2 separate regions of the Homo sapiens genome follow, and region 2 is linked to region 1. A link is a loop called in an ENCODE intact Hi-C map of the cell type or tissue named here. Cell type or tissue: ascending aorta. All regions are shown on one strand. Each heading gives the region's core, and the rest is flanking DNA. Links, peaks and the distances in the headings are about the cores only.

Region 1 (15,233 bases), core at 2,455-10,454:
TGAAAACAGAAGCTATGGCTCTCTTGAGGCCCAGCCCCAGAAGTTACACACCATCAGTTCCCCTGTGTTCTGTTCGTCAAAGCAGCCCAAGATTATCTCAAAATCAAGAGGAAGGGAAATAGATTCAGCTCTTCATGAAGATTGGCAAGGAATGTGCAGCCATTTTCAAACCACCCCGCAGAGAGAATGGTTAGGACATTGTTATGATAAACCCAGCCTAAGGTTATAGCAATAGAGATGGACAGAGATGATTTAGCTGAAGATATAGCTGTAGTTAGCATGACCAGACTTGCCAATGGTTGTAATAGGGTGTCTGGATTAGGGAGATGTTGTTTATCTCTACTAGTTTCCTGTTAATTACTCTATGAACAAATTAGCACAAACTTTGTGGCTTAAAACAACACAAATTTATTCTGTTTTAGTTTTGGAGGCCAAAAGTTCAAAATGAGTTTCACAAGGCCAAAATCAAGGTGTCAGCAGAACTGGTTCCTTCTGGAGGCTCCAAGGAGCATTTGTTCCTTGTCTCTTCAGTCTCTGGAGGCAGTCGTGACCCCTTCTTACAACTTCAAAGGCAATTGTGTAACATTTTTGCAGGGAGAGTCCTGGGAACAGTGAGACAAGTTGGGGAGAGGCAAGTGGAAGGGACAGAATCAAGATTGAAGCAGGCTAAGTATGAAAAATTTGTAAGATGTCCAAGCGGAGATGCCAGAAAAAGTCAGATGAGTGTATGAGTCTCACATTTCAGAGCTAAAAATATACACTCTGGATTTATCAATATAAAGTTAGATGAGGGCCAGGTGCGGTGGCTCATGCCTGTAATCCCAGCACTTTGGGAGGCCGAGGTGGGCAGACCATGAGGTCAGGAGCTCAAGAACAGTCTGGCCCACATGATGAAACCCCATCTGTATCAAAAATACAAAAATTAGCTGGGTGTGGTGGCATGCACCTGTGATCCCAGCTATTCAAGAGGCTGAGATAGGAAAATCGCTTGAACCCGGGAGGTGGAGGTCGCAGTGAGCTGAGATGGTGCCATTGCACTCCAGCCTGGGTGACAAAGTGAGACTGTCTCAAAAAAAAGAAAGTTATATGAGTATTGTTGAAGTCATTTAGGAACAGATTTTTTAGCAACATCATCCAGTAGAAATGTAATGTGAGCCAGAAATGTAAATGTAAATGTTCTGCTAGCCATATTTAAAAAGTAAAAAGAAAAAGGAAAATTAATATTAGCAATATCTTCTTTAACCTGATTATTATATAATGATCATTCCATCATTTAAGCAACATAAAAAGCAATGAGATATTTTAGATAACTTTTTCCATACTAAGTTTTAGAAATCCAGTATGTTAGCTCACTTTCCAATTCAGACTAGCCAATTTCTTTTTGATGGAGAAAATGTATTTAATTAAAAGAATTATTCTTACTATTATTTTTGATTGGCAAGTCATAATTGTATGCATTTATGAGGTACAATATTATGTTTTGATACATGTATAAAATGGTATAATTAAATCAAGCTAATTAACATGTCCATCACCTCAGTTACCTATCCTTTTTTTGCTGAGACATTTGAAATTGACTCTCTTAGTTATTTTGAAATATATAATACATTATTATTGACTGTAGTCATCATGCTGTGCAATAGTCTCAAAACCTCTTTCTCTTGTCTATCTGAAACTTTGCACTCTTAGCTAAAAAAAATCTCCCCAGTCCCTCCCCTGCACCCCCAGCCCCAGGTAATCACCATCCTACTGCTTCTAGGAGTTTAGCTTTATTTGATTTCCCATACAAGTGAGATCATGTGGTATTTGTCTTCTGTGCCTTAGCCATATTTGTATTATCCACTGGCCACCTTTGTCTCCTGGTGATATACTGGACAGCACAGCTTTAGAAAGAAGAGATTCTAGAAGTTATCCCTGAGGAATCCCAGCATTTAATGGTCGGATATAGAAAAAGCTTGAAGGTAGAAGAAAAACCAGGACAGTGTAGTATTGCACAGGTAGGAAAAGCCTTAAGAAGTGAGTTGATCAGCTATGTTGAATGCTGGTACAAAGATGGGTAAGATGGGATGGAGAAGTTTCTACAAAACTGCTGCTAATTCAAAGAAACAGATATAGACCACTTCCAGGCTGGGCGTGGTGGCTCGTGCCTGTAATCCCAACACTTTGGAAGGCCAAGGTGGACAGATCACTTGAGATCAGGAGTTCAAAACCAGCCTGGCCAACATGCTGAAACCCCGTCTCTACTAAAAATATGAAAATTAGCCAGGTGTGGTGGTGCACGCCTGTAATTCCAGCTAGTCGGGAGGCTAAGGCAAGAGAATCAGTTAAGCCCAGGGGGCAGAGGTTGCAGTGAGCCAAGATCGTGCCACTGCATTCTAGCCTGGGTGACAGAACGAGATTTGTCTCAAAAAAAAACAAAAAAACAAAAAAACAAAAAAAAAAAAACAAGACTACTTTTAGGTTCTCGCTCTTTGGATGTGTTGCTGTTTCCTGCACTCTCTTCCTACTGTCTTTGGGTGGTAGATGGAAGGGTGCCACAGGACACACAGCTGGGGAAACTTCCTCTTGCAAAGCCTCTACTAAACCATGCCACACCACTGTATAATAACTGGAAAATGGCTTTGGGACTTAAAAGCAACTTCATCCAAGAAGAATTGCAGTTTGGATGCAGTCCAGGTATAAAACAACCACCTTCACTCCTGTGTGTTACTGTAAAGCTTGCCTTCTGTAAAATGTCTTAAGCATAAGAGCTGTAAAGGAAAATACTCATGGATTATATTGTGATTTGAAATCAGGATGTAATACGATAGTGACAGCTTAAAGATTCTTCTAAAACTAGATATGAAATTTGAATGTGGCACCTGTCTATAATTTGTAAAGCACTTTGGCTTTTTCTCAGCTACATGGTGATGATGAGTTCTTCTCAACAAGTGACTAAGCTCTAGGGGAATCAGTTTCTCAATTTGCATGAGATACGGGAGCTTCCTAAGACATGAGACTTTCAGTTTTAAAACCAGGATAGTCTTGAGAGAGCTGCCCTTGTTTTTCGGAGACATGCAGGCTTCCCAAGATGTGAGACTTTCAGTGCTAATCCCAGGAAAAGTCCTAAACAAAAGGCAACGAGTTGGTTGCCCAACCAAGCTGGGAGGCCTTCTGACCGAGGACCTCCTGAAGTCATCAACCCAAAGAGAAGAACTGCCTCTTAGGGCTGACTGATGCTTACAAAAGGGATTATAAAGCCTGAATACCAATTTCTTAATTTGCAAAGAGAAATGATGTGACAAGGACCAGGAAACTCAAAGTCCATATGGTCAGCATTTTCTGTCTCTGTATAAAGCCAATCTATTAATTTAAAGAACAGAATGATTATCACATGCATTGAAATACACAAAGTCCAAACGATCAGCAAATTCTCGCCCGGTGTGAAGTCAGTCTTTTAATTTACAAAGAAAAATTACTGTCACAGAGACTGGAATGCTCAAAGTCCACATGGTCAGCACATTTTCTGCTTCTACTCTACCCTTCATGGAAGACCAATTCATAATCAGAAGGCTGCTTAGTGAGCATGAAGTGTTGGTTAGAGTGAGTGCTTAAAGGCACTGGACTAAGAAAGCCTAACTTTACCAAGGGGTTCAGACTGTCTTTGTCACCAAATGCTGAAGTCTTTGCTTCAGCAATTTTTCCTGCCTCTAGGATGAGTACTGCAAAGTTGCCTCCAGGAGGCATCTTATTTTCCAAGCTGCCATGGATGACTGACCGTTTTAAGCGTCCTTCATTCTTCAGATGTGCTAATACCATCAATTAGGTAGTAGAGTTTCACTTCCCTAGGAGCCATTTTGTCTTTGCTACATTTATCTTTGCTCTTATTCCAAAGAGCAGCCTTCATTCTCTTCCTATCAAATCTTTCAGCAGCAGAAGGCAACTGACTGTATCTCTGAGTAATGTTGATAAGTATTGTGTTGTGGAGGCTCTGCATAGTACAGTGGTTAACGGCACGGGCTGAGAACTGAGGAATACCTACTGTCTACTTGTCTACTACCATGCAGAACTATAGTAAGTCACTATATCCCTTTGAGCCATAGTTTCCAGTTCTATAAAATGGGAACCATCCATAGTTGGTTGTATCAAGGACTCAATGACAGCAAACAAGTAAAAGAACCCATATAGTGTTTGAGACATGATTGTGCTCAAGAAATGATAGGAAACAAACGTACAAACGACAAGCATTTTTTGCTGCAGTTTGGAAGTATTAATGTTTTACAACCTCCACAAACTAAGGTTCATGATCGAAGAACCTCACTGAATATTTAACTTTAGGGATAAAATGCACAACCTATAATAATTTTAGTGCAATTGATTTATTATAGTCAAGGGAAACATGACTGAATAACAAAAGTAGGTTAGGAAAATACTGAAACAGAATAGGATGAAGAAAAGCATTTTAATGAAAAAGGAAAAGCAGAGAGCAGAGTAGTAATCTCTCTTGGTTCCTCTCCTTCCGTCAGCCTGCTGTTCCTGCCCCTCTCTTCTTCTCTCTGGCCTCTAGATACCGGAATGTCTCAGGCCTCCCATCCCCTCTATCCTCCATTTCGCCACCTGCTCTGGCCAAAAAGTTTGAAGGAGGACCTATGAAAAATATCCCTGGCCTGGGCTTAAGAAGCCTTCACCCTCATTCTCAACTCTGAGGCTACCAGAGCATGATCAGTTCATCATCTCAGTCAATCCTCCCAGCTCCTCTATTAGATCCATATGACTGCCACTTTGTGAAAGATACAAGGAGGACTTGGCAAAACAAGGGCCCCACCTGAAATGGATAGCTGAGAGCATTACCACAGTCGGATCTGCTGGGTTGAATTGTACACAGCAGATGCCAACTTCCAATGAAATTAGAATCATATTTCTATACATTTTCTTAAGTGCCAGACATCATTCTAATCATTTTATAGGCATTATCTCACTTAGTGTCTAAAAAACCCTAAGGTTTTGCCATATAACTTTCATCCCCACTTTATTATCTATCTAGAATAACTGAGGCTTATGGAGGAAAACTGACTGACTCATTGCTGCTTGGCTATTAAGTGGAACTTCCCAAGACTCTGTAACTTTGGAGACTAGTCACATATGAAATATGCTACCCTCTCACTTGTGTGATGACGTTCAGGGTTTGGCGAATGTTGAGCAAGCCAATAAGGTAAGGCTGTATGCGGTACAATTCTCACACTCGTTGCTCTTTTTGTTGTAACCAGCCTCTTTAAACACTATGGCCTGACCCTCTGAACCAGCCACCTGACCATTCTTCTGACTTCCCAATAAGCCTTTGCCATCACCAAACATACTGGCCTCCATGGTCTTCATCTTTAATGCCATTAATTAAAAAAATATGCCCCACAGCTCTGCAAGAAGAATTCAGCAGGCAGTTGGCATAAAAAGGTTGGGAATGGTTTACATCTTTGAGCTTCAGTATTTTAAGTCTGCAAGTTCATGGAGTGCAAGGGCTGTGGACACCCTGCTTGCCAATTTTTCTGCCTTAACCGTTCCCTGCCCCCTTGTTGTTCAATTTCTGGCCAATGTCTAAATTTTCCAAAAGGAAGTATGGTCTTTTGCATTATGACACATGATTGCCACCCACTGGTTAAGAATGTTTTCACTATGAAGGTTTAGAAGGTTTGCTGTTGAGGCAAAAGTTACCCATTTCCCATGCCCCCAGTTCAGTTGTCTGGATATCCCAGAACAAGAAGCATTAACTGCTTCAATTTAAGTCAGATTCTCAAAATCCCAAAGGCATGTCTTTCACTTATCCCATAAAACATCTAATTAAATTATTTCATTTAATTGTACATCTTGAATTATTTGTTTGCATCTTGAATTATTTTTGTCAATGCGCATTTTCCAATAAAGGAGTAATCAGTGGTCTCAATGTCATTCAGATGAGGCCACCCTTATTTATCAGAGTTCTAACACCAATCAGTATTCATCCACAGGGCTCTTTAGTGGAACTGTGGCACTCTTTAGTGGAAATGTGAGTTTCAGATTTCTGATTAATAAAAATAATTTGTAAATATGATCACATAATTTTTGCAATACCGTTTTCTTTTCTAAGAATCACCTATAGAAACACCTACTACGTGCCAGGCATTGTTTTATGTGAACATTTCATGTATGTAACAGCCCCCCCTAAGGTAGAAATTGTTATTGTCATTCTTATTTTGAAGATGAAAAGCTGAGGCATGAAGAGGGTAAGTCACCATCCAAAGTCACCTATCTAAAAAATGCAAAGCCAAGATTCAAACTCAGGAAATGTGTTACTAGAATCTTATCTACTATGCCATGCTGCCTCTCAGAAAGACTATCACTGCTTCCTCCAGCCTCATCCTCTTGTCTTTTCCTGGGCTGGGGCCATCCTCACCCTGATTGGCTCTCCCCAAAGGCTCACTCTGACACCCATTCCAGTGCTAACCCTGTTCAGAGTGGACAGGAACTGGTCCATGCATCTCCTTAGATTTAACACGATAGGCTCTGTCTCTCACAAGGGCAGGCAGCAAGCAATTGTCTTTTAGAGGAAAACAAACCATTTGAACTAAATGTTGATTCTTGCTCTCTCTAGAAATGCAGACAGAAATCGGCAATCAGTGTAGTTGATGGATACCAGAAAAAGAAATAAAAGTAAGGAAATGAAGAAAAATTGGGCCAATGGCACTTTAAAAATTTCCCAAAATTTTGAGGACAACTTCCCTTTTTTTCAAGGCACTTGATGCTTCTCTAGATAGAAAAATTGTTTTCACCTAAAATATCACACTAGCTGTTCTGAAATCCTCTTGCTTCTTGGCATGCTTATTAAGAAATTCTGCTCTTGCAGCAACAAATCTCAGCTTTCTTTGCTTCTAGAGAACTTTAAAATCATTAACTATCCTTTAAAAACTCACTCTTGGAAATACATGTGGTCTCTTTCCCTATAACTAAATATTTGATACAAGCCACTATCAACTTGATACTGACAGTTTAAGGGTGTTGGGTACGATGACCTTTGAGGTGCCTTCTGGCCATAAGTACCAAGGAATTCATAAAGTTGGATTAAATGATAACAAAAATTGGAACTTTCCCTTTATCTTCTTTTCTTCTTAAAGAATAAGTTAAGATACATTGATTTCATTTCACAACTTGCACGGAAATGAGTGTTTTACTGTTGATGTTTTTATGATCTGTAGTTTCCATTCTTTTTAATAGCCTTGGTGCAGTATTAAAAAAACTATCTTGGTGATAAAAGTTATTTTAGAAGTAAAAGTTGCTTTAGAAAAGCAAACATGACTAATATAATCCAAGTTTTCTCAGGAAGGAAAGCGCTAGTGTGACTGGACAATGCTGAGACGCCCAAGAAGATGATTGACCTTCAATTACATTGAAGGGAATGACTGAACTATTTATCTGTGAGGGATTGTAAATCAGGAGCCAAGGGAAAGCCTTGGAAATTCAAATGTAAAAACCTAGTTCAGCAAAGGAGTTGTCTTAAGCAATAGTATATAAATCAGGCAGGGTTAGGTTATACTACAGTAATAAACAGCCCCCCCCCCCCCAAATATCAATGACCTAAACAACAGGAGTTTATTTATTGCTCATGATATACAACCAATTTAAGTTAGGAGGGGAGTTATGCTTCACGCAGTCATGCCACATGAGGTCATGATAGCACCGTCTTAACATGATGCACCTGAGTTCTCCTGGCAAAGGAAAAGAACATTCCAGATTCTGCATTCACAACTGAAGGCTCTCCTAGGCATGAGACACCATGCCTCTTACTGTGATTTATTGATCATAATAATGTATAGCCTCATTTAATTGCAAAGGGATCAGGAAAGTGTCATTCTGAACATTCTCAGAAAAGCAGAGACCTGATTATACATGAGTGTTAGAAGCCTCTACAACACAGCAATTGTGGACTGAATGCTTCATTCAGGCAATAAGCAAAAGCCTCCTTCAGCAGCGTATTATTTAATCCTCACATAACCCTGCAAGGTGTGGGCTTTCATGATCCCCCTTTCTCGGATAAGGAGACTGGGAATCAAGGAGGTTAAATAGTCTGCCCAGAGATGCTCCCCTTCCTATTAAGAGCCCAGTTGTAAACCTGTGCTCCTGACTACCATGTAGCTCTTCCCTGAGAGCTCCTCCAAGCCTTGGTTAAAGGGCCAGACCCTTTGCTCTCTGAGCAGGAGGAGAGCAACGTCTGCCCTCACTGACCCATTAATAGACACCTGTCAGTGAGGAAGGGAGGCTTGTTCACTTCAGGGAGCTGTGGTCGCTTCCCCTGTGCCACTGGAAAACTAATAATTCATGAAGTTGGCTTTCAGGTACGAGCAAGCTGGACTGAATAGTTGTTTCAAGTCATAAACATAGAAAAGTAAGTTGATAGGAGAAGACTATGTGGAGAAAATTTAACCATGTTAAATATTTGAATAAACATTTAAAAATACATAGCATATATAGGTGCATATATAATAAATTTGAGACAGTAGGCATGACAGAGTTCTGAAATAGTTTATAAGTATGTGAGTTGTAAATATCCCATTTATATTATGCATAGATTATAAGTAAAATACACAGAATTGATTCTATGCTCCATCATCTATGTGGTCATCTAATCATCCATCTCTCTAAACTAACGTCAAAGAGACATATAATTTAAAGCACATATGCAATTCTAAATTTTCTTGGATAAGCTTTTAAAAACTAAAAATAAATATATAAAATTAATTTAATAGTATATTTTATTTAACCCAGTGCATGCAAATATGATTATTTCAACATTTAGTCAAGTCGAAAATTGTTCCATCTTTTTGGTACTTAGTTTCTGAAATTGTGCATGTATTTTACCCTTAAAGCTAATCTCAATTTGGGTGCTAAACCTTCAGTGGAAATCCTTGCTCTGTATTCAGTTTATAAAAGATGCGGTTAAAGAAACCAAACTCACTTGTCCAAGGTGTTCCAAAGATACTTCAAAGTTTGCAATCGTTTAGTTAATCTGTTGACAATGGTTAGATTGCTGTTGTGTTTATATATAATGCTAGAAATAATGCATATGTTGGGCATGTACATTACAATATGATCCTGTCTTCCAGACCATAAACACAATTAGTTTTTCCTGGAGGATTCTAACTCACCATTGGGTACCTCTTATATGGAAAATCATTAGAAATGCCTGTCCTCTCTGCAACCAGCTGGGAAGAATTTTCTGTCAAAAGCTAGAGATGTTTGTGTGTTTTTGTCAATGGGATCACAAACTTGAAGTCAGAACAGTTGGATTCTGGATATGAGTCTTCTTTTACCAGCTGTGTGATCTTAGGTGTTCTGGGTCCCATTTGGGAAATGAGGGGTTTAATTGCCTCCAAGCTTGATCTGTGCATGGAGCAATGTCGTTATGAGAATTCCCCACATTTTGCTCCCTTTTGGACCTCCCTAAAATTCCCCTAAGAACACCCCTCACTAGTAGAAATGTAGAATCCCAGACCTTACCCCAGATCTACTGAATCAGAGTCTGTATTTTTAACAAGATCCCCTACATTGGAGGAAAGTTGTAGAAAGACTGCCCTGGAGGATTTCTAACATTTCTGTGGGCTCTCATATTCCTTTTAAATATACATTAGAATGAAATGCAGATATTTTAAGATGATGTGGCCTTTCAGAGAGTAGTTGCATTTACTAGGATGTGAAAGAAACACTTTTCAAATGGTAACGATGTGAAGGTGTCCTAAGTGCTTGTGTTGAGTCCAGCACTGTGCTGGTAGCTCACGAACTCCTCGTGACAACCTGGAACCCCATGAACCCCATTTTACAGGTAAGGAAGCACAACCTGAGAGACATGAAATTATCCAGGCAGGCTTGCGTGGCTAGTGATTGTGAAGCTTGGATTTGAGTACAGGTCGTCTGGTTCCAGAGCTTGCACGAAATCACTGTGCTAGTAAGAAACAGAGTTCGAGGTTGAACCCGGGTGACTCAGCATCAAGGAATGGGCTCTCTCTTTGGGGTGTGTGTCTGTGTGTGTGTGTGTGTGTGTGTGTGTGTGTGTGAGAGAGAGAGAGAGAGAGAGAGCTTTCTTAATTACCACACCATACTACCTCCATTTTATATTAAACAGAATATTGGAATCTTGACCTTTTTCTGTATTTAATTAGATGCTGCTGTTTAATAACCTATCACAAAAGTTAGGCAGGCATTCACACACATGGCGATGAGAATTCCCCACATTTTGTTCCCTGTGAGCCCTCCCTAAAACTCTCCTGAGAATACAACAGCTGCATTTAAAGAAGCTGAATCCCCTATTGCAGATTTTATTCCTGTAAAAATATATTGAACTTGACGAAACAGAGAAAATGTGGCCTGCTTAGTCAGTTACCCTGACACTATAGCTCTTCACAAAAGTTTTAAGATATGATCATATATTTAATATAATATACTTAGTATAACATGATATATGTGCTATACTATAGCATAGTATGTATATGTAATATATATAATATACAGTACAGCATAGCAATTGTCTACCAGTGACAGATTTATTTTTAAGTTTTTTATTGACACATAATATTTTTACATATTTTTAGGATATATGTGGTATTTTGTTACATGTACAGAATGTGTAATGGTCAAGTCAGGGAATTTAGAATATCCATCATCACAATCATTTATCATTTCTATGTGTTGAGAACATTTCTAGTCCTCCCCTCTAGCTATTTTGAGATGTACAATACATTGGTGTGAGCTGTAGTCACCGTACTTTACTATTAACATTAAAACTTCTTCCTTCTGTCTACTGCCTGTTTGTACTTAACTAATTTCTCTTCACTTACCCTCCCAGACCGACAAACATCTGCATCCTTCCCAGCCTCTGGTAACCACCATTGCGCTCTTTTTCTCCATATTTTAGGTCCCATCTGTGAGTGAGCATGTGCGATATTTCTCTTTCTGTGTCTGGCATATTTCATTTGACATAACTATCTCCAGTTCCATTAAGGTTGCAGCAAATAATATGATTTCGTTCTTTTTTATAGCCAAATAGTATTTCATTGTGTAAATATACCACAATTTTTTAATCCGTTATCCATTTATCCACTGATGGGCACAAGGTCCGTTCCATATCTTTGCTATCGTAGATAGTGCTACAATAAACATTAGGGTGCATGTATCCCTTTGATAGACTGATTTTCTTTCCTTGGTATAAATACCAAGTAGTGGGATTGCTGGATCATACGGTAGTTCTATTTTTAGTGATTTTTTAAGAAATATCCATACTGTTTTCCATAATGGCTATACTAATTTACTTTTACACCAACAGTGTATGAGTTTCCTTTTCTCCACATCCTTGCTAGCATCTGTTATTTTTTGCAATGACTGATTTCTATGAACAGGAGTCTTTGGAGCCTTCCTTCATAGCCATCGTCTCACACAGTCCTCACTGGTGCTATTACCAGCTCCATTTGCAGAAAAGGAAGCTAAAGCCAAAGCTTAAGTGAGTTCCTGATAAATAGTCCATATTTTACCTCAGGTCTTCTGATTCCAGACATCACGTGGACTGTCTGAAAGACGCAAAATTAGACAAACAGCAAAAAAGAGACCCTGTTGGTGTCCAACACTTATAATGAGGCTCACTTCTGAGGACACGTGCAGCCTAAGCAAGGCAGCCACTGCCTCTCACCTTACAGCTTGCTGGGCTGATAATGGCCATAGGGGATCCTCAGCCAATGAGGGGTAAGATCTGTAGATAAACATCCTTGGGTCCAGCATCCTTGACCCTTAATGGACAATTCTGGGGGATGTTTCTCACTGTCTCTTAGAGAGTCCCCAGTAGGATTGAGCTCCAGTTGCCCACAGTGGAAGTCTTTCCATGAATGCACCCTTTATTGGCTTGTGTCCACACCCTGTCTTACTTCCCAACTCCCTCACTTGTGATTCCTGGCATAACCTCCCAAATAAAAGAGTTTCACCCCAGTTCTTGTCTCAGGGGACCACAAAGAGAGTGACTATGTGGCCCCGTGAAGATGAACTTGTGACAATGGCATGACCAAGGTTTACCACCTGAGCTCTCCCTGTTAGCGCTAGTTACATGTAGCATGTGAGCTGGGTTCTTCTTTCCCAGTCATTTTCCTGTCTTAACCTTGGGGTGAAGGACAATGTTCTTGACCTAGAATGGCCTAGGCAGAGTCTGATAAGATTGTTGTGGATGCAAAGGGAACAGGGTTGTGGTTGCTGAGCATTGCATCCAGTGCGTACCTTGTTCCCTTGCTGCACTCTCATCATGTTTGGATTCAGATGAACTTTGATGTTCTGTGTGAGGTGGACGTTAGCACTGTATCTGTACTGAGTTAGGCGAGGCGGTCCCGGCAAAGTAATTACAAGGAAATGCTGTATTTTAGATTGTTTGAGTTTTCCAATAGAGACATATCAATCTTGCTTGGGAATACTTTGACTTGTGCTTTGTGATCAGATTTCCCTGTGCTTCTGGTGAAGCTTATGGATTCATGAGTTAGCTCTGCAAATGGAGAGTTTGTGTTAGAAGTCAAATCAGTTAAAGCTCTTTGATACTGCACATATTCATGGGCAGAATTGCTGCAAAAATCCTCTAAACACATACGAGGAGCTACATTATACCTTTAAGTGGCAGGATCAGCTTCGTGACAAAAACCAAACCAGGAATGAGAGGGGAAAATAATCTAAATGTGTTAAGGGAAGTATGCAAAATGGCTGAAAGCTGACAAATGGCAGAGCCAGAACGTGAGTTCTGCTGATTCCAGACATCCTGCCTGATGAACATAAAATTGGAAGGAAAAAAAAGTAAATGAGCTATGATGAGACCAAGTGGCCCATATGGGTATCAAACTCAACAGGATGGCATGACCAGGCTTTTTTACTCAGGCACAAAGAGCTTTTGAGCATTGTTTGATAATATTCCAAAAAGAAAATGATAGAGCCAAATTTCCCAAATGTTCCATGTAAAACTAGGAAATGACTGAAGCATTCACCCTCATTTCTAAGTATTGTAAGTGTCTGGATCAGAATCCATTGCCATGGCTTATTCATTCAGAGCTTGTTGCTGGGGATTGGGATGCTTAGACTGGCAGGACTGGTGTCTCCTTGGCTAGACAAAGATCCTTGCATGGCATTAAGGGAGCCTGTCCTGACATTTCATAAAATCATTTCTGAACCGTGACGTTTCCAGTATTTTATTGTGAACATTTTCAAACATAAAGTTGAAAGAATTTTACACTAAACCACCATGTGCCCATAACCTCGATTCTACAGTTTACATTTGACATTTCCATATACTTGCTTTATATATATAAATATACACATCACACACACACACACACAGTCCCTGCCTCTATACATCCACCTTACTTTTTATGCATTTCAAAGTAAGCAACAGATATGTAACACTCCACCCCCTAAATAGATCTGCATGCATATTGTTAATTAGAATTCAATATTTGCTTTTGGTTATTTTCTTCTTCAGAGGAAAATTTACATACTATGAAACCCACAAAGCTTATGCGTCATGTTTACATTTTGACAAACATATATTACTTTGGTGCAAAAGTAATTGCTGTTTTTGACATTAAAAGTAATGGCAAAAACCGCAATTACTTTTGTGCCAACTGAATACAACTGTGCAACCCAAACCCCCATCAAGATAGAAACCATCATTATGACCTCAGAAAGTTTCTTCATGACCTTCCTAGAGGCCACCAATATTCTGATTTTTCCCATCATAGACTTGTTTCAAGTTTCATTGGTTCTAGAATTTTATATGAATGAAATCGTATGGTATATATATTTTTGTTTGATTTCTTTCACTCAGCATAAGATTTTCTTTTTCTTTCTTTTCTTTTCTTTTTTTTCTTTTCTTTTTTTTTTTTTTTTTTTTTTTTGAGACAGAGTCTCACTCTGTCACCTAGGCTGGAGAACAGTGATGCAGTCTTGGCTCACTGGACCTCTGCTTCCTGAGTTCGAGCGATTCTTGTGTCTCAGCCTTCTGAGTAGTTGGAATTACAGGTGCACACCACCATGCCTGGCTAATTTATTGTATTTTTACTAGATCTATGGTTTTGCCATGTTGGCCAGGCTGGTCTCGAACTCCTGACCTCAAGTGATCTGCCCACTTTGGCCTCCCAAAGTGCTGGGATTACAGGTGTGAGCCATCACACCTGGCCAGCATAAGATTTTTTAGATTCATTCATGCTCATACATCAGCATTCATTTCTCTTTGTTGCTAGGTAATATTCTGTCACCTGGTCACTTGTATAGACCATATTTATTATCTACTCTCCTATTGATGGATGTCTGAGTTGGTTCCAGCTTTTGATTACAATGAATAAAATTGCTATAAAAACGTTCATGCACAATTCTGTGTATAGACCTGTTTTTCTTTCGCTTGGGTAGACTCCTAGCAGTAAAAGGGTATGTCATGGGGTAGACTCATATTGAGTGTTATCAGAAGTGTTCACTTATTTTTCTGAATTGGTCGATCCTCTTCCGGATAACGCGTGAGAGCAGTGACGGCTTTGCATCCTCACAAACATTTGCTGTTACTGATCTTTTTAATTTTAGCGATTCTGGTGAGTGTGTAGTGGCATCCCATTGTGGATTTAATTTGCGTTACCCTAACTACCCATATGTATGCTTATTGACCATTCTGTTCTGTTCTGTTCCTTAAAGGAACATTTTGTTCGTTTATTGGCTTTGTTTGTTTTTGGCTTGGCTAAAGTCAAACTTGCATCCTCCATCTGACCTGAGATGAGAGTCAGCTCAAATAGGGATACCTGGAGACTGCTCACGCGTGCATGGTTCGGGGGTCAACATCGGCAGAGTTTTGGGCAGAATTCATACACAGAAGTTGGGGCTTCCTGTCACTGAGTCTCTTCTATCTGGATTTTCCTCCCTTAATTTCCAACAGCTACTGTTGTCATGAACTCTGTTCTCTGTTCTGTAAACAAGCAGTCCCCAACCTTTTGGCACCAGGGACTGGTTTCATGGAAGGCAATTTTTCCACATATTGGGGACGGGGATGATGGTTTGGGGGTGAAAGTGTTCCAGCTCACATAATCAGGCGTTTGTTAGATTCTCATAAGGAACGTGCGACCTAGATCCCTCGCATGTGAGGATCACAATTGGGTTTGTAGGTTTGTACTTTGTACTCCTATAAGAGTCTAATGCCACTGCTGATCTCACAAGAGGTGGAGCTCAGGCAG
Region 2 (15,233 bases), core at 4,470-12,469, 470 kb before region 1:
TTTGCCTGCCTTGGTTGACACTGACAAGTGGCCCTGGATGAACTGAAAAAAAGTGATTAACCAGCAAGCATATCTGAGCAAGAGACATGGGCCATGAGCGGAAGCTCTTTGGTTATTTGCCTTGAGGTGAAAGGGTTTTCAGCCTTCTTGGTTCGCAAATTCAATGTTTTTCTTTCATGGAGGGAGTATCAACCATGGGGAGGATTGATAAGTGTTTTGTTCACTTGCTCAATGTCTATTTATCCCTCACAATTTTGCCTAGCTTTTCCCTTCTTTATTAAGTCTTACTTTAAACAGTTATAATTAACCAAACCATACTTCTCTGTGTTGGCCCCTTCACAGGACAATCTGTCTGTCTTTACCCTGTATCAGGTGGCTATTGCTGTATAGCAAACCACTCCCAAATTTAGTGGCTTAAGCAACAACTGTTTACCATTTCTCATGAGTAACTGACAACCGGATAGTTCCGTTGATCTGGTTGAGGCTCCGATGATCTGGGCTGGGTACATTAATATATCTGTGGTCAGTTAGCAGAACTGCTTGGGGCAGTTGTTTAAGGATGGATGATCTTTATTGGGACACATTAGCTTTCCCTCATGTATTTCTTACCTCCTCCTATAGGCAAACCTGGGCATGGTCTCACAGCTGTGGCACCAGGTCCAAGAGAGAAACAGATTGCTCAGGTACTTTATCGAATCTCTGATCCAGTTGGCCAAGGCACGCCACAAGAATCAGTGTGAGGACACTACCAAAAAATCAGGAAGGCATGGAAAAGTAGGATCTTTAATGTAATCAATATAGACACAATCCCCCATTCTGTAGACTGTCCCGTTACCATATTCAGTTACCTTGTCTAACTTCGAACTGAAGTCCAGCTGGCTGAGCTTGCCCTCCCTTTCCAGGAGGAATGAGATCTTAACTCCCGTGACCCTCACCCTGGGCAGAGAACTAGCATGAAGAGGGTCACTAGACCATAGGCACCTCAGGGGAATGGCCAAAATTGCACTCTGGATATGTGGCACATTATAGGGACTTAAACAGTATGTGATTCAGTGGAAAATGACAGATTCTGCATTCCCAAGATGCAGCCTAGCTAAACTCCATTTTACCATTTCTCAAAATCTCCCACCAGAAAGGCCCTGGCGCCTCACTCAGTATGGATATTTTTCCCCAATTACACTTGAGTTCATTTGCCTGCCTTGGTTGGCACTGGCATGCAGCCCTGGGTGAACTGAAAAAAAACAGTTATTAACCAATGAACATCTGAGCAAGAGATGTGGCCCAAGAGAAGAAGCCCTTTGGTTCCTTTCCTTGAGGTAAAAGAGTTTTCAGGCTTCTTGGTCCACAAATTCAATGTTCTCCTTTCACCGAGGGAGTATCAACCCTGGGAGGGTTGATAAGTGTTTTGTTCACTTGCTGGATGTCTATTTATCCCTCAAAATTTTGCCTAGCTTTTCCCTTCTCTATTAAATCTTACTCTAAACAATTATAGTTAGCTAAACCCCTTGTATATAACCCACTGCACCTATAAAATTCTATTATTCTTTCATTTTTTTTTTCACTACATGTGTACTGAAGGCTTCCTGTGCACCAGGCACTGTTGAGGGGCTGTATGAAGAGCAGTGAACAAAAGCAAAGTCCCTGCTCTCACGGAGCTTACACATGGAAGAAAGAACTTAATAATAAATAAAGAATCAAACAAATAAATACTATATGAGCTGCAAAGAAGAAAAATAAGATTAGGTGAGGACAATGATGGGGTATGTGTTTGTGTGGTGTGTATGTTCATATATGGGGTATTTGTGGGGTATGTGTGCACATGCGTGTGTATATGTATGTGAGTGTGTGTGTGTTTGTGCATGTATGGTTGGGGATTCTATATTAGACAGTTGGTCAGGGAAGCCCTTTCCATAAGTTGCATTTAAGCAGAGACCTGGATTACATGAGGAAGTGTGAGTATTTTGGGAGAGCTTCCTAGCTACAGCAGATAGAGCAGGACTGACATGTTTGAGGCATGGTGAGAAAACCAGTTGGAGTTTGACTGGATAAGGGAGCGAGTCCAGGGCATGCAATTTGAGAGGTAGAAGGTCTCTGATTATGTTGGGTCTTATAGGCCAAGAAAACAACTTAATTTTGTCCTAAGTGAGATAGGAAATGTGATAGATGAAATAATGGTCCCCATTTAGGTCCCCATATCCTAATCCCCAAAACCTGTGAATATGTTATACGGCAAAAGGGACTTTGAAGATGTGATTGAGTTAAGGATCTTGAAACGTCCTTAGGCATAGGGTGATCCCTATGTCGTGGGAAATTTCCTTATAAGGGAGAGGTGGGAGAGTCAGAGTGAGGGAGAAGATAGGACAACAGAAGCGGAGGTTGGAGTGATATGGGGCCATGAGCCAAAGAATGCAGGCAGCCTCCAGAAGGTGGGAAAGGAAAGGAACTGATCCCCCAACTGGAGCTCCCAGGAAGGAGCCAGACCTCCTGATACCTTGGTTTTAGCTCAGAAGATGCATGTCAAACTTCTGACCTCCAGAGCTGTAAAATAATCAGCTTTTGTTGATTTAAGCCACTAAATCTGTGACTTTTTTTTTTTTTACAAGAGGAAGTCACTGGAAAGTTTTGAAGATAATTATGATAGAGACCGACTCACATTAAAAAAACACACACATAACTGGGTGACTATGGGGAGAATAAGAAGAGGAAGACCAAGTAGAAGAGTTTGTAAAAGCCCATTGAAGAGTTAATGGTGCTTGGCTGGAGTGGTGATGGTGGAGAAAAGTGAATGAACTCTACATGTGTTTTGAAAATAGACTCCATAGGACTCAGTATGTAAGACATTAGTTATCAGGGCTCAGAGGGGCATGGATGACTCCAGACTCTTGACTTAATCGCCTTAAAGGATAAAAATGTCATTTACTGAAAGTAGGGAAGTTTGGAAGAAAATCATATTTGGAGATGTGGTGTTTGTATGTGGGTGGAGAGAGTGGATTAAGAATTCCATTTGGATATAGTATGTTTGAAATGTCTATAAGTGATCAAAATGGAGATGTCAAGTATCCTGTTGTTTTTTGTGAATTTGGAGCTCAGGGGTGTGTTCTGGCTGGAGGTCGAACTATAAGCGAGCCATGGAAATTGATGAAATCACCTAGGAAAGGTATGTGGATTGGGGAGAGCACAGGCTGGAGAGGGGAAGTGGCAGCATTCCACGTAGATCTTCCCAACATTAACAATACTCCTTGTTTGGAACCCAGGCTAGAGAAGAGTTCTAGAATATTGGTGTGAAGAATAAACAACTAAGGAGATTTCAGAGTTACCCACTTCCCTCTGCAATGTAGAATATGACTGGACCCAAGGTGATATTCCCTAGCACATATTCATAATAGAAATATATGATGTTTTGTAAAATAGATCATAAATAAAACCACATATTTGAGCAAGGCAGCAATCATATTAACCCGTGTACTGTGATAACCTTTGTCTAAATATACCCATGAAACTGCTTTAATATGGTTCATCAGATAAATAATGATTGCAAGAAAAGGGTTAATACTTGGGGGAAGCAGAAGGAAGTGTACTATGTGGAGGGCAAGATGGCTTCCCAGATTGATTCATGTGCTCTTGTTGACTGTTTCCATGTCATAAATCTCCAATGAAGAGCCTTGCTGTTTCCAAATTGAGGGCGGGGAAACCCCAAACAAGAATACAATGGCTCACCAGGGAAGGCATTAACCAACCTAAATGCTGCTTTCCTTCCCTGAAGAAATCTCCTCCATCTGTGCTAGAGTCGTTATCTCTGCCTTCCTTGGAAAGGAGAAAATTTGCACTCTCAAAAACAGGATTTGTGTGGCCAACCTGACTTTGGAGATATAAAATAAAATGATAAACTTTCCAAATGAAGAACAGAATTAGCTCTGAGTTCTGACTTTGCTTGTCCGGCAAATGAAGACAGAGCCATATGCAAAACTGCCTGCTGGAAGGAAAACAAGTTCCTTGGTACCTGACCCACAGAACTGATCTGACAATAGAGAAGAGCTCATGTTCAAAGACACGGTCCAACCTTAGGGCTTTTAAGAAACTCACGATCATTGCCTTGATTATGTAAGTTGTCTTCTATTACAAAATGACCATGCTGCTATATTCTCGCCATATGCAGAATGTATCAGTTAGCCTTTTCCACCGTAATGCTGTATAACAAGCCATCCCCAAACTCAGCAGAATATAACAATAAGTATTTCTTGCTTATACAGCTGTGAGGTAGCTGGTGTTGGATCAGTGGCTCTGTTCTACACATTTTCATTACTGGGGCCACGGTGAAGGGGCAGCATTTATCTAGGGCAGAGGGAAGGCCTTCTTATGGTGGAGGTTGGAAGCCCTTACAGGGGTGAGTGGAATTACACAATGTTTCTCAGGACCTAGGATCAGAAGTGGTGTACTGTCACTTATATCCAGATTCCAATGGCCCAAGCAAGTTACATGGTCAAGTCTAATATTGCGTGACAGGGAAGTGCACTGCTCCCATAAAGTTTAGGGAAAGAGAGTGAATATTTATTAAATAATAAGCTAATCTGTATGGGGAGTAACATTAAATTTCTGTTTTTTAGATGTGCAAATTGAAACACATTGAGATCAATGCCATGTCTGTATAATAGTTCACAGTTGAAACTCAGAGAAAACATACTATATTAACAATGAAATTGTTATTCACAAGGCTATCTGTTGCATGTCCATGTACTTGGTCATCAAATATAGCTATTCTCATGAAAGAGCCAGAATGACTCTCCTATCATTCAGTGAATGCCTGGATGTCAGTGACCACATAGTGACCTGTTGAAAGTTGATTAAAATGACCATCAGATAATTGGATGATAGCTTGTGACTGGATTACATGACACAGTTTTGAATCTTTTCTCTTTCCAAAAATCAGTGAACTGTTCATTAAAACCCAAGCCTTGTTCTTGGGAGACCATACCATGACCATCTTCTGGCTTCAAGCTGTGACAATGTGGCAAACATAATCTGTTGTTCAAGGATTGACTCACATTTTCCCAGCTACCAAGATGACTGAGAGTCCAGTGTCAGTATAATCTCAGTGAGTCTGGTTTGGTCAGCTTGCCCAAAATAATGTGGACTTGCAATGGTTTGAATGTCCCCTCCAAAATTCACGTTGAAACTTAATTACCATTGTAACAGTATTAAGAGGTTGGGATTTTAAGAGGTGATTAGCTCTTGAGGGTTCTGCCCTCACCAGTGGATTAATGCTCTTACCTTGGAGTGGCTTAGTTATCACAGGAGTGATACAAGTTCCTCCCGTATCTTGTCTTGCATACTTGCGTCGGCCCTTCTGCCATGATATGACCCTCACCAGATGCCACTGCAATGCTCTTGAACTTCCCAGCACCCAGAACCATGAGCCAAATAAACTTCTATTATTTGCAAATTATGCAGTCTGTGGTCTTCTTTTATAGCAATGGAAAACCAACTAAGACTGGGCATGTGTCACCTCATGGACTCAAATGAAAGAATATGGTCTCTTGTATCAACTAGTTTCTTAAAGCTTGGTTTTCGGCACTGGGTCCCTCTTTTTCTTTTCATCCTCAAGAAAAACAGAGGTCAGCTTCTCTCACTTCTCTTTGATGTCATGTCTGTAATTGCTACTCTTTCAGGAGAGGACATGTCCCACATTTGTCCTGCCATGTGCATGGGCTCAGAATCCGAAGGGAGGTCAAAAAAGGAAAGGATCAACTAGGGGCCACATGACTCTGATAAATTTTAAGATATGGAGGCTCAGTAGTGCCTGCCCACACCGAATCCCTTACTAACCTGGATGACAAGGCTCCAGCAGTGGGCCTGGCCTCTTGAGAAGTGATACTCTAATTGTACATTTCTGTTCATCAAATGTGTCCATCAAACTCACTTCCTTTTTCTCCAAATGCTCCCTAAGATATTTCCCAGCCTCCCCTGCAGCTCAATGAGGTCATGTGACTGAGTTCTGACCAATGGAATGAGGGCTGATGGGATTCGCTCCATTCCCAGGCCTGGCTGATGCATACCTCCCACACTCTCTCCTCAACACTCTCTCCCTTTCTACCAGCTCATTGTCCTAACGAGCAGGGTGGGGCTGGGGCCATGGGTTAAAGATGAGCCAAGCTGCCTACCAACCGGGAACACCTGGTCGGTTACACGAGTAAAAAATAACTTATATTTTGTTAAGCCACTGGAATTTGGGGGTTGGTTTGTTCGAGCAGTTAGTGCTATGCTGATTAAAAGCACTTAATTATTTTTTTAGTCTCATAATAAAACTCTCTCACCTTCCCATGCCTCCAGGGCCTTTGCTTGGACATGGTGATGATTTGAGGACCCAAATATGTCTTTCTCGTCTTTAAGGCTGACCAGAGTATCCTTATGAGTGAGCCCTATATTCTGTCCATGATAAGGCTGATGACAGCTAATAGTTATCAAAGACTTATTATGTCCTGCACGCTTTATGCATGTGGATTATACCTTGTGAACCTCAAAAATCCAGTGATGTTTATTTTGTCTTTTTCACTGTTTAGGAAATTTGGGTTCAGAGTAGCCAAGTAATATGGCCAAAATCATACAGCTAGAAAACTAGGGAAGTCAGGAATGAAGCCCAGGTTACCGGACTCTGGAGTTTGTGTGCTAACGACTGTGCTGGGTTCCTGTTGATGGTTAGTCCTACCTGTGGCAGAACTTTCTCCAGGCAGCCTCTCATGGGTATCTCTGGAAACCAGTGCCTACTCTCTTGCCATCCAGAGTGACTGAGCTCTCCATGCACAGCCTATCCCTAGCCCATCCCTGATTCTGACAAAGTCTGAGCAGAAGGACACTGTCTGGGCTCCAGGCAGCTACACCATTCATCTTCACGCTGCCTCTGTTTGGAGACAGGCTTTCACAAGCCAGCCTTTTCATTTAAAAACCTCAGCCTGCCCTTTTGCTCACCCACACTGGGAGGCCATGTCCACAGGAGCATTTCTCCCATTCAGCCTAGTGACGGTGAGACTGATTACCCATTGCCCCGCTTTCTAGATTGCTGAAGCCAGGAGCAGCAGGAAAAACCACCTTCAAGGCTACTGCATCAAAGCAATGGACTTTGCGGAACAACGATGAATGGGCCAGAGGGGGGCCTGTGCGTACTCTCACAGCATAATAAGGTGCCTGCTGGCAGACTCCCTCCAAGAGAGTCAGAGACACTCCCTTGCTACAGTCAGGCCTCCTCTTTTTCCTTCTGGCCAAGGCTGAGCTCTTGTCCCTATCAGTCAACCTTGATGTCAATTTCCAGGAAACAGTCAGAGGCAGCTCAGAGAACCAGTGAGGCACTGGGAGGTGACTTGGGGTGAGTACGTGGGGATTGGTAGTGGGTGTGGAGCTGAGCTTGGAGCCCTGGGCAGTCCCGAGCAGCCACAGCCTGAGCCTAGAGCTGACCCTGCGATGTGGGCAGTGTGTGGAACAGCGGTCAGAAGCGCAACCACTTGCTTGGAATGTTTGCTCCCTCACTTCCTAATTGCAAGACTATGAATTCATTTCCTAATTTCTACACGACTCAGTTTCCTTATGTGTATAATGGGGCCTTTAGAAATAAAACTACTCCCCAAGGATGTGACAGGCAGAGAAGGTGCTTTGCAGAACAGCAGCTTTTATGATGCCCTTCCAGGCCTTACCTCCTAAGCAAGCCTTGTTTGGTTCACAATGTTTTTCAAGAAAATGTGAGGGCTCTGGAGGAAAATAATAGAGAACCCTGTTGATATCCCCTGTGGGGTCATACTTTAAGGCTTCAGAAGGGAGAGGCCAGATTGATCCTTTGAGCTTCTCTACCTTATTTCTCTCAGTGAGAGAAGGGCAAGGGAAGGGCAAAAAAGTAAGGTTGCTGTGTTTTTCCCAGTGAAGTGGGCTGTCACCTGGCCCCTTGGACCTCAATCCTGGTTTGCCTTTGCTTCCTATCTGCAGGTGGCACCTCCTGTCTAAGATGGGAAAGGCAGGAGAGTGGGTTGCTGGAGAAGGAGGTGGCAAAGAGAGAAGACTGAACACCAAGACAGTGAGGAGACCCTCAGGACCGCTCGGATGCTGAGAAGGTTGGAGGGCCAGAGCATGCAGGGGAGCCAGCAGACCCCGCCTCTGCTGTGAGGAGTCTCTCTTTCATTGTGTGGCACTGAGAAAGCCCTGGACCATGTGGTCTAATCCCATGGCGAGTGTGTATTTTTCAAAGTCTAGTACGGTGGCAATTCCAGTCTCTCTTCATGTTCTTAAGCAACTGAGGGGGGTTGTCTTGATTTGGTTTCCCCAGAAGCCAACCCCGAGACTAGGATTTGAGTGCAAAGAATTTGTTTGGGAAATAATCCCAGGAAGCTCCAGTAGGGAAGTAGGAGAGTGATGCAGATGTGGTAGGCTAAAAAATGGCACCAAAAGACGTCTCTGTCCTAATCTCTGCAACCTATGAGTGTTACATTTTATTGCAAAATCTTTGCAGATATAATAACATTAGGCTCTTAGGTTGGGGAGATGATCTGGATTATCTGGGAGAGCCCTAAATACAATCACATTTACCCTTCTAAGAAGGAGGAAAAGGGAGATGAGACACAGGAGAAAAGAAGGGCATGTGACGGGAGAGGCAGAGATTGCAGTGGTGTAGAAGCAAATCAAGAAATCCCCACAGCTGCCAGAGCTGGCAGGATTCTCCTCTCCAGCCTCCAGAGGGAGCACAGCCCTGCTGACATCCTGATCTCAGACTTCTGGCCACCAGTACTGCAAAGGAATACATTTCTGTTGCTTAAAGCCATCACATTTACGAGGATTTGTTACAGCAGCCACAGGAAATTAATACGACAGGGAAGGTAAGGAAGTTATCGAGGGTGTGTTAATAAACCAGCTACTTCTGTGGGCAACTGAGGGGCTCCTGGAGCCCTAAGTACTGCACTTCTGGTGGTCTCACCTGCAGGGCAAGAAAACTGGAGTTTGCCTGCACCGTATGTTTCAGTCAATGTTTGATGGCTACTTTTGGGGGCATCAAGTCTCTGGCTCCTCTGGCCTGCTCTGTGCACCCAAGGAATGAGCTCTCTGTGCCTGAGAATGCCATCAGGCAGAATATCTATTGCAGTTTTCTGCAGTAAGAAGCTGCCAGCATGCTCTGAATTGGTGTTAAGGGGTAGCTTCTGTTCTGAGGGTCCATGGTCAATTTGACGGTCTTTTCTTCTGGTGTCTGGATCTCTCACATGGCCTGTGGTCTCACACTCCTCCTAGCCCTGTCTCACCCAGGGCAGCCCTGTTCAATCATCTTTGGCACCTGAAAGCTCTGTCTGAGTTGGGGAAGGAGAAAGTTGGTGAATCCCTACAGATGATTAATTTTGTTTCTATTACAATTATAGTAAAAAAGCAAAAGGAGAAAGGGATTTCCACAGGATTGTGGAATTGAATTTCTTTCCCAAATCTGCCCCTCCAGTATATGGAGAGAAACATCATCTAGGTGTTCCAGTGGCCCACCATTTCCCCCTGCCATTGTGTCTCTTCAGCACATTTCTCTGGATTTCAAGTCTGTTTGGGCAGTGCACTGAGGACCCCAGGAATATTAACTACCTATGTAGGGTATTTTACAGTTTCCCCTCAGTTTTGGGACCAGTGTTTTAGTTACTTCTGGTGATGAGAGAGTGAGGATGGTATTGTTAGATGTGTTTGAACCATAGCAACTCCATCTTGAATAGGGACTAGGTAAAATAAGGCTGACACCTGCTGAGCTGCATTCCCAGTAAGTTAAGGGATTCTTAGTCACAGGATGACATAGGAGGTTGGTACAAGATACAGGTTATAGAGACATTGCTGATAAACAGGATGCAGTAAAGAAAGTGGCTAAAACCCACCAAAACCAAGATGGCAACGAGAGTGACCTCTGGTTGTCTTCACTGCTACACTCCCACCAGCGCCATGACAGTTTACGAATGCCATGGCAACATCAGGAAGTTACCGTATATAGTCTAAAATGGGGAGGCTTGAATAATCCACCCTTTGTTTAGCATACCATCAAGAAAGAACCATAAAAATGGACAACCAGCAGCCCTCGGGGCTTCTCTGCGTATGGAGTAGCCGTTCTTTTATTCCTTAACTTTCCTAATAAACTTGCTTTCACTTTACTGTATGGACTCACCTCGAATTCTTTCTTGAATGAGATTCAAGAACCCTCTCTTGGGGGTCTAGATTGGGACCCATTTCTGGTACCAGTATTATAAAAATATTAATCACTAACCATTACTAAACATTAGTCATTATTAATCAAATCTGTTTTACAGCAGGGAGAACAGAAGTTGATTGCCTTACTACTCAAAGTATGGTCCGTGGACCAGAAACATCAGCCTCACCTAGGAGCTTGTTAGGAATTCAGAATCTCAGGCCCCACTCTGGACCTGCTAAAGTAAAACCTGCATTTCACCCTGATTTCCAGGCTGTTCATTACACTTGGGGAAGCACTGACTTACTCATCCTAACTGAAACTCTGTTGAGACCTGGGTCTTCTTTGCAGACATGAAGAGAGGGAGTGGAATGAGCAGAAGTAGGCACCTTAGCATCAGAGGTCCTCTTCTATGGGTGCCCTGGGGACTGAGGACTCCTCCATCTTCCTACTGCTGCTTCCTCTGTGTTGTTAGAAGAGTCCTTTATACTGCTGGACCTGGTGAGTACTCTGCGATTGTGTGTTGAGATGTGAGAAGTTACCACTCCGTGTCATGGGAGCGGGAAGGACAAAACCACTTCACACCTTACTGGGGGATTATGAATTCAGGGCCACATTCAGGTGGTTGCTTCCTCTGGCAACCTCTCCTTAGCCCTCTTCCCCCTGGACCGGGCCTCTGGGGGTGAGGCGGCCGTGCTTCTGTCTGCCCAGTTCTGAAACCCTTTCTACCCTTTTAGGCCCCTCACCTGGGTTGAGTCTGTCATATTCTGCTCCCTAAAGCTACCAAGGTTCCAACTTATCCCACGTCTTTCCATAAGCTCTTTTGAATTTTCTCGCTCCTGTAACATCTCGGACAAGAGGCGCGTTGTTACGCTAAAGCCAGCTTCTCCCATGAGCCTTTCTTACACAAATAAAATAGATGTTTGCCTTTGTTCCTTCCACTTCACTTTTTTACACTCCCGGGCACAGGCTTTTAACAGAGTTTATTATAAATGGAAAAGAAAGCCGCTAGGGGCTATAAAGGGTGCCCCTGCATTCTTCCAATTCCAGCTCCTGCCCTTCCCTGCTGCCTGTGTTTTCAATAATGAGTGTCACAGGGGGATGGGGAGATGAATGAGGACTGATAAGAGCAAACCATTATCTCCCTCAGCTCTTGGGAGCAGGCGAGGGGTGCCACCACCTGAGCTTCTGCACCAAGACAGGCAAAGCACTTTCTCTGTGGTCCTCCTGTCTCCTCCGCCTCCCCATGAAGGAGTTTCTTTGGGGGGAAGAGCAGCAGACTCCAGTCCCAGGACCTGGGTTCCTTGTTTGGCCTTTGCCACCAACATACTGTGAGGCAGTGATCATGTGACTGAAGCTTTCTGGGCCTCAGTTTCCTTCTGGGTAGAGAAGCTTGTTCTTCCTGCTTCACAAGGTTGCATGAGTCCATGTGTTAAGATATTCTTCCTTGGATAAAGAAAGAAATACATAGTTCCCACTGTCTTCCTGAAAGTGCCTGCCATTGGTTGTGATTCTGTCCTGTGGGGCTCCAGAGGACAAGGCTAAGCTGCCTTACACCAATGATGGTGAGATAATAGATGTGCAAGCACTTGGTAAACTGTAAAGTGCTGTGCCTGTGTGCAGCATTGTCGTTGCTGTGACCCATGAGTCTGATGGTCCACCGTGGGGTACTGAGAAAAAAAAGAGGGTGAAACTAGGAAGCTTCCATAGGCCAGGGGAGAGGCTATGGGGAAGGGAATTTCAAGTGGGATAAAAGCTGGGTAAGAAGGGAAGGGAGGATGCAATGATTAAAAAGAAAGGGTCAGTGCATTGGACATGATAATGGGCATCCTTCATATATTTTGTTTTATTTTATTTTATTTTATTTTGGAGACAGTGTCTTGCTCTGTTGTTACCCAGGCTGGAGTGCAGTGGCATGATCTCGGCTCACTTCCACCTCCACCTCCCGGGTTCAAGAGATTATCCTGCCTCAGCCTCCTGAGTAGCTGGGATTACAGGTGCATACCACCACACCCAGCTAATTTTTTTGTATTTTTAGTAGAGATGAGGTTTTGCCATGTTGGCCAGGCTGGTCTCAAACTCCTGGGCTGAAGTGATCCACTCACCTCGGCCTCCCAAAGTGCTGAGATTACAGATGTGAGCCACTGTGCCCAGACCTTCATATGTTTTAAGTTTGGATTTCACCCCTTCTTCCTTACCTCTGAACTTAGGGTTGTCCAAGTCCCTCTTGATATGATAAAAGATTTAAGCTCAAGGTTCCAGTCGCCTTAACTATTTCAGTCATCACTAAGATGATCACCTTCTTTGAAAAACACACTTTGTACCTGTTGATATCGTCTCGAGTTGCACTGGCCATTTCTTTTTGCCAGCTGTGTTTTATATTGGGCTGGCGGAGCTTACAGTCAACTCATGCATCTTTTCTCTTATGAGCTGGTACCAATTTGGCTCTCACTATTTTTCCATTTTGTATTTAAGATAAGGGAAGAAATTTTCTGTAATTAATATTTTTTAATAATGTAAAATGTCAGTGGCTTAAACAGGCATGATGAGGCTCCAGCCAGGTGGACAATCCCATATGGGTTTCCAGGAACTTAAGCGGGGATTGGTGAAGTGGTGACCGGAAGCAGAGAGGGGAGGGAAGGGCCAGAGGGCTAGTGTGGGAGGACCAGCCTCCCTAATGGCCCCCAGTGAACCTGGCCCCCTACTGTTCATGCCCTTGTGTAGTCTGCTCATGAAGTAACTCAGAGAGACTATCAAGTATGGCCATGATTACAGCTTGTTAATCTCTCAGGCTTTCATAAAAGGCATGGCAGCTTCTACCTTGGCCTCTTGGGTCTCTTAGTTTGAGGGCATCCGGTGACCATGACCTGGGGAACCTCAAGCAGCTTTCTGGAGAGGCCCAGGTGAAGGAGAACTGGGGTCTCCTGTAGACAGCCAGCACCAATTTGCCAGCCATGTGGGCAGCTACTCTGAAAGATCCTCCTAAGACAAACATTCAAGTGGCTGCCATCCTGGCCAAGTCCTTGCCGCTGATAGACACCCCCCAGTCAGGAATGCCCAGCTAAGCCACTCCTGAATTCCTGACCCATTGAAACTCTAAATGATAGTAAACGTTTATTGTTGTTTTAAGCTACCAAGTTTTGGGGTAGCGATAGATAACTAACATAGTGGGTACAAGCTCTGTGCCGGGGAGAGCTGAGGGTCAAGTTAGAGAAGTCAGTTTTTGCTTTTGCTCCATGGAGTAAAAGTTTTTGCAGGAAAAAAAGCCTTTTTATTTTATTTTTCTAAGAAAACGTTGTAGTTTATGAGAACTGCTTCTCAGGAAGGAGGGAAGTGTTGACCACTCAGGGGTCTGGAGCTACTGCACCCCTTAACATATCAAGTCACAGGCTTAAGAATCCATGAATACAACAGAAAGTCCCAGTGAACATGGCCTGTGGTTGTCAGGGGATGAAGGGGTCTTGTGACATTCGGAAGAGAAAGATGAAGTATTGTGATGTGCAGTGGGGGAGAGGAAGGTGGTCCTTGCCATAAATTAGCAAACTTCATTCAGACTTTTAGAAAAGCATACAGAAAACATATCTTTGAAAGAAGTTGCAATATTTGTTCAGTAAAACGTATAGGATCTCCAAATGCGTTGTAGTGTTTGTCCAAGGAAGTAAAGCACTGAAGATCTATAAAGCAGTCATGGTGTGGTTTCAGCAGAGTAAAATACTCTGACTCTCTCATTAATTGAGATTTTTGAGTTTTGGGATACGTGAGATGAAGTTCAACTGACCGTGGATTATCATCAGCAGGAGGCCAGAAATGAAAGCCAGACCATAAGGATCAGGAGCAGGGCAGAGCCGGAGTGGCCAGGGCCAGGGCTCAGAGCCAAGTGAGGATGCTTGACAGTTGCTGCAAACATGGCTGCTCAGATATTTTTAGAGGGACTGTTAAGAGTCTATGACTGGGATAAGCAACTCCCTGCTCCAGTCTGGGATTCTCTGGTCCTATTCTCAGAAACTTGGGCAGTAACAGGGCTCTGGTAGTGCTTGCCTACTCCTGGGATATATAAAAAATCTATTGACTGAGTCAAGTTGAGGCCACAGATATCAGGATGCAAGGGATTCTGGTTCTCGCAGTGAGGGCTCCACACCTTCTGTACATAGGCAATCTAGTGTGGGATTTCCAGTTTTCCTGGGAGAAGGCAGGTTTTTCTGTTTTTTTTTTTTTTTTCCCTGTCCTAGTACATGTGCCTGAGTCGTCCAAACGATACGGGATGACTGGATGAAAGGTGCCCAGCTAGGCCAGGCGTGGTGGCTCACGCCTGTAATCCTAGCACTTTGGGAGGCTGAGGCAGGCGGATCACTTGAGGTCAGGAATTCAAGACCAGCCTGGCCAACATGGTGAAACCCTGTCTCTACAAAAAAAAAAAAAAAAAAAAAAATTAGCTGGGCATGATGGAGCATGCCTGTAATCCCAGCTACTCGGGAGGCTGAGGTGGGAGAATCGCTTGAACCCAGGGGTAGGGTGCAGAGGTTGCAGTGAACCGAGATTGTGCCATTGCACTCCAGCCTGGGTGACAAAGAGATACTCCATCTCAAAAACAAAAACAAACAAACAAACAAAAAACAAAAAGAAAAGAAAGGTCCCCATCTAAGCTGATGACAATTAGAAGTACTATTATTTTCAAGACGTTAAGTCAGCTTACCTTTCCAGTAACCTAGGTCTCTTAATAGTGTTTTCCTTTTTCTGATTGAAAATAAAATGCAACCAATTGAAAAAATAAATAACGTTAGAGAATTGTGAAAAGGCAATAATGTCTTCATCCAGGCACTCAAAAATATGGGTCATTTTTATGATTCTCATGGGCACATGAAATACATACATGAAGGGTATGGCCTAAACAAGACTGATTTGGTTGCAAGAACCAAAATCTGATTTGAAACAAACCAGCAAGCAAAAGCCAAACAAATAACCCCCCCCAAAAAACAAAAGAAGGAAGAAAGAAAAGGGTGAAAGAAAGAAAGAAAGAAAAGAAAAAAAGAAAAAAAAAGAAAAGGAAAAGAAAAGA

The links. Hi-C counts contacts between places; a loop is a spot of excess contacts. Peaks named below come from ENCODE experiments on the same cell type or tissue, not always from the same donor. Only the 100,000 strongest peaks of a DNase experiment are listed, where the experiment ranks them.
Region 2: it touches region 1 in a loop (7-fold over the local background); 16 of 110 quality-filtered maps call a loop at or near these places.

The regions. Positions count from the first base shown.
Region 1 is chr16:83,063,298-83,078,530 of GRCh38, forward strand. The region is part of intron 3 of CDH13 (cadherin 13); the gene reads left to right. Among named protein-coding and RNA genes, the nearest start is that of CDH13-AS1, 330 kb to the right of the region's middle. In ascending aorta, for the core only: a CTCF peak has its summit at 5,639 (motif pointing left); a DNase peak (open chromatin) is centred at 5,515; H3K27ac peaks cover 4,671 bases.
Region 2 is chr16:82,595,271-82,610,503 of GRCh38, forward strand. No RefSeq gene overlaps it. Among named protein-coding and RNA genes, the nearest start is that of CDH13, 24 kb to the right of the region's middle. RefSeq lists enhancers at 3,438-3,972, 10,537-11,051, 11,052-11,566. In ascending aorta, for the core only: a CTCF peak has its summit at 8,696 (motif pointing right); a DNase peak (open chromatin) is centred at 8,711.